Linked DNA regions of Mus musculus: region 2 is linked to region 1. Evidence: chromatin loops called from intact Hi-C (ENCODE). Cell type or tissue: left cerebral cortex. All regions are shown on one strand. Links, peaks and the distances in the headings refer to the core of each region. The heading gives the core; the rest is flanking DNA.

What was found. A loop is a pair of places that touch in the nucleus more often than their neighbours do. Peaks named below come from ENCODE experiments on the same cell type or tissue, not always from the same donor. Only the 100,000 strongest peaks of a DNase experiment are listed, where the experiment ranks them.
Region 2: a loop joins it to region 1, with 2.9 times the contacts of the local background. A loop is called at or near these places in 2 of 42 quality-filtered maps.

The regions. Positions count from the first base shown.
Region 1 is chr15:90,246,627-90,252,016 of GRCm38, reverse strand. No RefSeq gene overlaps it. Among named protein-coding and RNA genes, the nearest start is that of Mir7648, 25 kb to the right of the region's middle. In left cerebral cortex, for the core only: a CTCF peak has its summit at 2,166; a DNase peak (open chromatin) is centred at 2,153.
Region 2 is chr15:90,599,494-90,604,883 of GRCm38, reverse strand. It overlaps Cpne8 (copine VIII), which reads left to right. Exons shown (of 20, transcript NM_025815.2): 6 at 2,995-3,071. Among named protein-coding and RNA genes, the nearest start is that of Cpne8, 77 kb to the left of the region's middle. In left cerebral cortex, for the core only: no CTCF peak of the experiment used is centred there; DNase peaks (open chromatin) are centred at 88, 806, 1,083 and 2,283.

The DNA.
Region 1 (5,390 bases), core at 243-5,242:
GAAATGCTGGGGACTTTGGAATATGGGACCTAACTTGGTAGCCAGGAGGGAAAAGTCCTTAGGGTTGGATGTATCCTGCTCTGGCCCTTCCTGTGTCCATCTTGTAGCTTCCTACCCACCATGAGGTAAGACACTTTGTTCTCCTTTCTCCGCACAGCATTAAGCTCTGCTTCACTATGGCTTAGGTGTGGTAAGGACAAGTGACTATAGGGTGAAAACTCAAGCCATGAGCCCAGGTAGGTCTTTACTCTTCTTGGGTAGACACCAAGTCAGTTTAAACTACTGGTACAGCGAAAGAAACGACGCAAAAAGTGATCTTTTGACCCCATAGCACTACTCAGTGTCCCCTGACTCTGATGTCAATGACTCTTACAAGTTATCAAACTGCTTTGTTACAGTGATCCTGTGCTAAGAGGAGCAAGAGATCAGGAGGGAGCAACCACTCTACACTTATTGGTAAATCATATGAGCACAGGTGACAGAAAATGAACCCAACTAAAATTCAAGGCGGGCCTTCTTCTTTCTACCTCAGGAAAAGCTCGAGTTCTGCAGCACAGGGCATGTAGAGCTACGACTTCTAAAAATTTCTCAGTGTGGCTTAAGGGTCTTTGAATCAACCGTCTGGTGAGGTTACCAAACCAACCCAAGTCTGCAAAAGACAATTGACTGATCTTCAATGGGAGTTTAGCCTTGAAAGATACCTTCACTTATATGAGAGCACTGACTGGAAAAGTGAAGGATCCTGTTAGTGTCTCTGGTATATAGGAGATTTCAGAGCTAACTACTTGGTGTCGGGCGGGTAAATCGTTAAAGGCTCATCACCTGTGAGAACTAAGTCTCCCGCTCTCAGCATCCTTTAGCTGCCTGTCGTTCTTTCTTGAGGGGTGGAATGCCGCGAGATCTGCTCCTTCTATGTTAGCTCTTCCATAGGCGTCTCCTTGCTCAGTCTCATTTGGTAGCCATATTGCTGTGATCTCATGGGTGAATCTTCCGTTCATTTCCAGGACACTCGATCTCACAGCAGCAGATTCTCTGATCTTCTGGCTCTTACAAGCTCCTGCCCCTCTCCCACCGTGTTCCCTGAGCCCACACTGGTGAGTGCTGGCTTGTCCTCAGTGCTATTTAATATTATTAGCGTGCAGCTGGACTATAATTTATGTATTTCCTACCCCCCAAGAGCCTATAGGGATTGGTTCCAGTTTACTGTAGTAATGTCGAAAACTCTGCTCTGAAGTTTTGTGCCCTTTGCCGGACAGACCCTAACTCCTCTCACACATATACCCAGGGATGGGTCCACTGCTTAGGGGTTTACAGTAATCAGTTTTCTAAGGTCATTTGATAAACTGGTCTTGGATGTATGCAAGGTGACTCCGTGTTCTGCTTTTTGCAGTCGCCTATCTCCTCGAGCTTAATTTGCATGTCGTTTAAGTGATCAGTAGGTTGACTCTTGTTTTCCCTTTTTAGCCATGAATGTATGCTCTTTTATGAAATTTTACAAATATTCCCGACCGGATCCAAGCCTCACTGTCTGGATCACCATTTCGCTTCCTTACTCTTCTTACTTGATGAAGAAGACCCTGTTCAGTTAAACACACGTGTTTTATCTTCGGTAATGAGTACAGAAAACGCAGTTAGAAGACACAAGTGTAAACCAGCTCCTTGGCCATAACATAAAGAGCCCCGGTGACTGGACTCTTCTCATCCAATTGAACGGGAACTCCACGTGTTTCACACACATATAATCCCATCCAAACATTCCTAACACTTAAACCAGGATGAGTGAAGATAACAATGTAGTCTTCACATAACCTATATTGGCAGAAATATCATGCCATTTTTTATTTAGCTAGTATATAAAAGTGAGTTTTATTGTGGCATTTTCACATATAAACCCCTGTATGCTCACATTCGCTCCGCTGTTGCTGCCCTCCTTTGCCGGGAGGCATCATTAAGTGAATGGCATCATTATTGAGGTGTTCACTTAAGCATGCATATTCTTTTCCTTCTGGACATGGATTTTTTTCCTTCTGAGGCACTGTATTTAAGAGACTTGTAAGCGGAAAGCTTCCACGGGCCTCTGGTTTCCCTAGGTAGGTGACAGCTAAAACTATGGAATAGCTGGAATTATCTCACCTGGCTCTGGCCACAGTGAGAGCAGATATACAGTGCCAGCTAGTGGCTAGAGTGCAGTATTACAACACTAACATCCCAGTCAATGACTTTTGGAGAAGTTCACCTAGATAGCATTTGCTAAAATGTTATCTGCTGAAAGTATTTTTCCCCCTCTCATGAACCCATTCCTAATTTCCTAGCACATACCTTCCTCATTTTCATAAATGTATGCATACAAAATATACAAAACTAAAATAAGACCTTTGAAAGAACCAGTGGTGTTGGTCTTTCTGAGACTGTTCCCACACTTACGTGTTTCAGTTCCATCCATTTTACTGAGGATTCAGAACGTTGTCTGTGGCTAAATAAAGCCCCATTGTGTATATGTAAAATGTAGCCTCATTTTCGTTATCCATATGTTTACAAAGGCTGATTGAGATTTCTTTGCTGTTGTGAATAAGTCAGTCTTAAATGCAGACCTGCAAGCGTCTCTGGGATTCAGTACCCTCTGGCTACATGCCCAGACAGTGGTCACAATCGTTACAATGTTAACTTTCTGAGACAGTGCTATACGACTTCCATACTGGCTAGTAAACCTCCATCAGCTGTGCAGGAGGGTTCCTCTTTCCCCACCTCTTTGCCAAGGTTGCTGTATCTTTTCTTGATGATAACCATCCTGATTAAGGTGAGATGGACTCATGGCAGTTTTAGTTGGCATTTCTCAGATGGACAAGGCTAGAGATCAGTTTTTTAATATATTTATTGGTCATTTATATTACTTCTTGTGAGAACTACCCATTCGTTTCATTGTTCCACTTGTTGATTGACAAACTGGGGAAACATTCACTTTTTTTTTTGCAGTTTAAAAATATATACTATAGAAATTAATCCTCTGTCTGAAGGATCGCTGGCACACATTTTCTCCACGCTGTCTGTTTGCTCTACTGTGTTTCCTTTGCTATGCATAAAGTTTTCAGTTTCATGTGCTTCAATTTGTTCCTTCTTGACCTGTCCAGTCAAGTTTTTGCACACACCTGCATCCTGAAGTCATGTTATCATTGACCAGTTTCAGGTTTGAAATTAAAGTCCACTTTGAATTGATGAGATAGGCATATGGATTTATCTTCATTCTTCTACAGGAGGGTACCGAATTTTGCCAGTATAATTTGTCCACCCCCCAGATTATGCTTTGGGACTTTTGTCAAATATTTGCATCAGGCTGGAAACTTCCTAACTACTGGCTAGTGTTCCAGAGCCAAGAAGTGTTCTGCAGACTGCTAGAGAATAACTATCAACACTCTTACTAGAATCCTGCATTCCACATCACTGATGGGCCAGGCAAGACACGTTCAGTAGAGCATGTCATTATGCAATAATAGAAAATCTGATATTGGAGTAACTGGCTGCTCTTTGCCTGGATTTGAGGCCTTCACATCTAGAACAAAAAGTATGCTCAAAATCTCATGGCTAGGAAGTTCATAGACCCCGGTTGAGAACTACCCTATTTCTATTCTGCTAACTCAACAGGGTATGCCTGCAAAATCACCTTCTAAACATTTGTATTTATGTCCACAGATCAATGCTGTTGTCAGCCTTGTACAGAGAGAGACTTTGAGAGTAGTGAGGAGTGGTTACTTCACAAACGCATAACTGCTCGAAGAACTGACATTCACTGAGTGTTGAAAGCAGAACCCGAAGGGGAACACATCTAGCACCCTTTCGGGGCTCAGAGAACATCACAGAAGAGGGTGTAGAAAGAACATGAGAGTCAAGAGGAAGCTGGAGGGTTGTAGAGCATTTTATTTCTGGGCATGACACAGCAGTGTGTCTTTGAGCTCTCAGCAACTGTGGTTATCAGCATAAGACCCACAGAAGATTTGAGCTCATCAATACTCCATCCTAGATGGGAGGGGGGGGGTGGATCATGGATCCCTATTCAGTCCTGAGAATAATACACCTGCACTTGATAGTTGCTGCCAGATGTAAAGACATTTTTCCCTAGTGGTGTAGACTATGCTAAGTTGTTCTGTAGTACTTTAGCCTGCCTTCACCCGTGCTTTTGTAAGCAACTCTAATTAAATTCAGTGGATCACTTACTGTGTAGTTTGAATGAAAATGTTTGGTCATCAGGGAGTGGCAACCACTACTAGAGGGATTAGAGGTGGGGCTTAGTTGAGGTCGTTGTAGCTTTATGGATGGAAGTGTGTTCACTGGGGATGGGCTTTGTGGGTTCAGCAGCCCTACCCAAGTCCAGAGGATGTCTCTCTCTTGCTCCCTGCAGATATGAACATAGAACTCTCAGACCTATGTCTTCCTGCATGCCATCATGCCTCCCACCAGAATTCCCACTATGGTTCTAACTAGACTTCCGGCCATCCTGAGAGGGGACTCAACCTCTGCACTGTAATCAAGCCCCAATTAAATGCTTTCCTTTATAAGAGTTGTTGTGGTTCCGGTGTCTCTTCACAGCATTGGACCATCGACTAAGACACATATACATTCACATAAGGATATGGTAGTGGAACTGAGACTGGCTGGAAAGGAAAGGACCATGGAGCAAATGCGTGGAGGAAGACATGACCAAAGTAAATTACATACATGCATGAAAGTGTCCTGATGAAATGCAATATTATGTGTAATTAACACATGGCAATATAATATAATATAATATAATATAATATAATATAGATGGGTGGGTTTATTTCTGAATCTTCTATTCTGTTCCTTTGGTATACCTGTGCCAATACCATGTTGTCTTTTTCTTTGTATTATTATTTAAGATCAGGTATTCTTTTCCTTTTTTTTTAATACTAAGGATTACTTTGAATACTCGTGCTCTATGTTTCCATATGAATTTTCATCATTTTTAGTTCTTTGCAGAATATCACTGGAATTTTGATGGTGAGTACACTGACTCTGTAGATGACTTTTCAAAAATATAGCCACTTTTACAGTATGAATTCTGCCGATGCAGGAACAGGAAGGGCTTCTTCATTTTTTTTTCCCTGTATATTTTGGACTTTCTCTTCCAATTTACTAAGTTTTGATTTAGTATGGAGACTGTCTTGAATATATTTCCTTAGTTCATGAATCCCCCAACAAAAATATTAGAACATTGACCCATTAGGAGTCAGGTCAAATGAGCTAAGGAAAACCTCTCTTCCCAATATGCACTATAGGTTCCACAAGTTAAGACACGTGGCAGACAATTGTCCCAATGCCGGCAACATGAATGAGGAGTAGTAACAGTAAAACAAGGAAACGCTGCATCTTTTATC
Region 2 (5,390 bases), core at 83-5,082, 350 kb before region 1:
GAGAGAAACCAGTGTGTTTTGTATAATTAACAGGACTCAGGTTGCAGGGACTTTGAGTCATTCAGTAGTAACAAATGTAGATGCAGATTGCTGCAGGGATAATCTGAGCACACCCACTGGCTAGCTAGCCACTGCTTTTTATTCTTGCTCTTATCCACCCCTTGCTGCTCTCGCCTCTCCTCTCCTTCCTGTTTTGATCTCGCTTTTATTTTTTGCCATCAGTAGATTGAGGGTAATAGCTGGTAATAGCTTGCTGCCAGGACAGCCCTGGGAGCTACATGTCGGCAAGCGGGAAATGATTCTTTTCAACTATCTTCCAATCTCCACATACATACTATGGTGTGAGCGTACACACACACACACACACACACACACACACACACACATACAATCAGTGAGTTTAAAATATAACAAAGTACCTTTGAATAGAATCACAAAGGTCTTTGTTGTCTGCACTCATACACAAACTGAACGATGTTTCTATACCTCAGTAGTCCGATCTACAAAATGGACATAATAATTCCTACCGCATGTATTCCTGGGAGGATTATTTAGGAAAATATTTTAAGTTTCAATGAATCCTAGGTATGAACAGAATGGGTTTCTGTATAATTTATATTATGAACCCACATAAATTATAAAGTAATGAATTTAATAAATTCTTACTGTTCTCATTGTCATTTTAGGGAGAATCCAGTAGCCATTATTATGTTCTACATTAAAGCATTTCTCAGCCGCCTAAGATTCTCCCAGCTAGATTTGGTCTGTAGGGGTGTAGTGTTGTAGAAGAGGCTGCATTTATTCCTGGAAATATCATCACGATCTAATTATAATGATTCCACAACTGGGTCACACAGCACCAGCCTAAGACACAGTGAGACAGTTTGTGGTGTAGCGTGTAGCTTGTTTTTATTTCCATCTCTACCTACAGCCAAAAAAAAAAAAAAAACCCTAAAAATACCCACTGAAAGACACTAATTATTTACACATGGGCGTACTGTAGAAATGCATAGCAGATGTGAGCCATTAAGCCAGCTAAAACACACATTGAATAGAAGTCTCCCACCTCCTGACTGCTTAGTAAATATTGTGTGCTGAGTAGTGAATGTGTTGCTCGATTTAGAATGGTGCACACTCAGAAATGCAGTACACACCCAGGGATGCTGCGAACATGGGATGGGATGAGGAAGCAGGATTCTCATAGATTCACAATGTAGGTAGTAGCACACATTTTATTGATTTAACTAGTTGGATTTTCCATCTATTAACACAATGGTGCTCCCCTGTTTGCTGGTAGGTGTGTACACTGCCACCTATTTCTATTGTGTTCTATTGTGTTCCCTTGTGCAATAATTTACAGCTTTTTCTGATCCTACCTAGTCCATTGACAGAATCCACTTAACGTGTTTGCTGTAGCTCATTGATATAAATATTCTTAGTAAAGAGTTCTAGAGTGCTCCTTTTTTTTTTTTTTTCTGTAGCTGATTTTCCAAATACCAAGCATTTGGAAGGCCAAGTATTCAGCTGTACATAGCTTTAGCTTTATTCCACTTCTCATGTATTTTAAATATATATTGAAATCGACACAATATGCTAATGGTTTTCAATTTAAATATGAGTTTAACAATTAATAATTTATAATAAGGATTACAGTTGCTTTGTGCACTAAAAAACAAATTTTAAAAGACCTACATTTTTAAGATAGTACAGCTCTTTATCTGTTATCAAGTTCTAGATTTCCAGTGAATTTTTGGGTCTCCGGACTGCTCCCTTCTGCCTCCAGGCCCTGCCACACACAGGGCCAGTTCACCAAATCTGTTTCCCACCACTCATTGCAACCTTGGCTTGGATCTTATATCACTTTGCTTAATATTAGCGACTGTCCTCTCCTGAGTGCAAAACCTTTGCTGTCACGAGCCCGTGATCTGAGCAAGTACTAGAGGCGTGCTGTCCTGACCAGACTCTGCTCTGATCTTGTCCCTGCACTGACCTACACTGCCTGCTTGCTTCCACTTGTCCAGCCTAGAGAGGTCTTCCTGGTCCGGGCTCCTCACCTCCACTCCTCCTTACTTGAGTTCGTTTCTTTGCACACGTGTAGTCTGATCTTTCCTCTAGGATTAACAGTTCAGTCTGACCCCAAGTGCCTCTCAAGGCTTCCTTCCTAATCTATACGAGGAAAACTCCTATTTGGACTTAGAACACCATCCGCCACGTTTTCTTGTTTTCCCCTCACTGAGTAATGAGGGATTTTATTTCTGTGGCCCGTTGGCGTTTTGTGTATCTGAGTCCAGAGCTCCCACTCTCAGCGCATGGCTGGCCATAGTACCCTAACGAGCCTCACATTCATCTTCTGGGTTTTCAGCACGGTTCTAAGCAAGTTGCCTACGTCAAACACCAGTTTACTTATCTGTAGCATGAGTTGGCTTCTTCTTTTTTTTTCTTTCTTAATTTGAGAAGTTATTTTTTCTGAAACTTTAGTGAACTCAGTACCACACCTTGCACATTTAACAAGTAGATTTGTAGACTTATTTTACTGGGAAAAAAAAATGAAACGTCATATTTGGTGTCTGTACATCATTCACAGAGCTTCCCTTAGGCCATTCATTGTATGGAGCTCTGCCCTGCAGAGCTGTTAGGATAGCGAAGATCTCAGAAAGCATCCAGGCTATCCTGGAGCATGGGGCTTCTTCCTGACACCCGCTCTGCTCTCTCAGTTTGTGCATCCAGACAGTGGCAGAGCAGTGGGTCTCGTGACACTGCAGAATCTGGAAGCTCAAAACGGCAAACTGGTTCTGTGACTGAAGTATGACATAGCGTGTGAACTTGGAGGAGAGTGACATGCCTAAGTCGACTCATATTGGGCTTATTTTATTTTATTTTTGGAATTGAGAATTCTGTATTTCAGTACTGAAAGCAATGCAAAAGTGATGCACGAAATATCTGTTGCACATCAGTGTGAGAGTATATGAGCTTTAATCCTCTTATCTATTTTAGGACTTTCTGGGACAAGTGTTTTGTACATTGGGGGAGATTGTTGGTTCACAGGGAAGTCGCCTGGAAAAGCCAATAGTGTAAGTACTTTTTAATTCAGACAGTGACATGTCATCTCTGGCGTTTGTGTTAGCAGGTTGGAACTCATGAATATATGTGGTTGTAAAACAAAAGAGAGTTTTAAATTTTTTATTGGGATTTTCTCTTCCAGTGACCACTTTTGACATCTTAGTAATGAATGTGCATCAGCAGCCATAGTATGCAGAAAAAAAAAAACATTCTCAGATGATGAATTGATCGGATTTGAAAGAAAATGTACTTTAAATTGTTACTTTTATGGGAAACAAGACATTTCTTTAAGTCAGGAAGTATGCATAGCACTACTTTTAAACCGTTTGTTCGATAAATGTACTTGGCATTATTGAGATTTTAATAGTTAATCGTTACATGACTTTCCCAAGGGTAGGGGTGTGGGGATACAAACAACCTGTTCATTCCAATAGAGCATCAGCGACAAACCAAAGAGATTGTCAGTGAACGGATGAGTTTGTCGGGCTTACAGAAACATGGGCTGGTGGTACTTACAGATTTCCACTGATGCCCGAACAGCCGAGCCAAAGAGAAGTCCCACCTCAGTGGCGACTTCCGAATGCTGTACCAAGTCCTGTGCATCCAGCCCCTCCCGAGACCACCTGCAGCTGGAACAGCAGTGTGTGTCACTTGTGGGACCAGGTGAAGGGGCTGGAGTCTCAAGTGAAGGTCTGATTACATTTATGCTTGTCCCTCTTTCCCTGGGGTAAGAGCGACCAGCCAGATTCTGTGTCAATGGCCACTCTGAATTGAAGAGGCTACCACCCCGCCACCCCCAGTGCCCAATAGATGGGAATTCCATAATTGTTTGGAGATCTAGGAAAAAAATGTTCAGCAACTGAGAACTAGCCATGAAGCCTAAACTTTAGGAAAAATTTAACCCCTGTCTTATTTTATTCTCAAACTCACAAAATAAATATGGTCAAAGTGACTCTGTTCTTCTTTAGCCTCAGGTACATGAACACGCCATTTCCTATTTCTCGTGTTTCTGTATAAAATTTGATGCAGGGTGTATGCCGGTGTTAGACAAAACCTCTTAGCTAATAAACTAGGGGTGTCTGTTCATTGTAACTTCGTTTATTTACCATGATTTTTATATGAAATCATTACCAAATATGTTTGAGGATTTTGATTTAACGGTTTCCCTTTAAATATTCCTGTTATGCATAATTCATTTCCATCTAGTTATAGGACTTTGGTGTTTAGAAGTAAAATGTATTTAGTCTCAGTTTAGTGTGTTTAATAAAGCCAGGTATGGAGCATAAGGGAGGAAGAGGATTGCCAATGATTTAGAGTAGCCTAGGGTAAATAATAATAGTGCTCCAGGCTAACCTAGGATATGTAATGAGAGTGTTCTAGACTAGCCTAGGATGAATAAAGGAGTGTTCCAGGCTAGCCTAGGATATGTAATGAGAGTGTTCCAGGCTATCTTGGGTATAATGTGAGATTCTTTTACAAAATAAAACTACCCAATATGCCGTTGAACAGAAAGCTGTAAAGTAAGGTTCAAAGTAAACAGTGTTGAGTGCCTTTAATTGTTATATCATGTCCTTGCCAAACAACTTTTAGCATGCATAAGGGTTCCTAGAATAGCATGAAATCTAACTTTGTTTTTTCAATTAAAAAAAAAACCCATTACACAATGTATCTTTTATATTTTTCAAGAGAAAGCATTCACAGTAAAGTATCAAGTTTTCATTTCAGATGAGAGAAGTTGGGAATGGTGCTTTCTATAAACTGGCAATCATAATTTAAAGTGGTTGATCTTATTGGAAAATTTTTAACGTTTTAGTTTCCTCCGTAAAAGGCAACCATCATTCCAATTTTAAAACACGCTTTAATTGCAAAGCGTTTTCGTTAGTTCTTAGACATTTTTTTTTTAAGTTGAGATGATTGTATCCATTGAGGTGTGTAATGACTCTAGCACAGCATCAGGCTGTTCCCTTGGTTCAGATGACTTGAAATTCCTATTCGAAGAGACCAACAAATGTCAATTCACGCTAAGAGGTAACAGGAGGTAGGGTAACGATTGCAACACTATTCGGATGTAGAGTGGATTCAGTAGCTATTGAGTTGCATTGGTTTTGTGGAGTTAGTTGTCTATTGGGTTTGCTAAGTGGTACTGAGGCTGGGCAGCTAATAAGGCAGGGCCTTAGATACGATGAGCGTGGATTCCAATCATTGTGCTTTATGGGATTTGGAAAATGCAGACAACTGTGTTGTTTCCATGTTGTACGTAGGTTACAGAAAACAGTATGGTTCTCTCAAATGTCTGAGTATACATGTGTCCTTACTGATCAGTTCTCTCA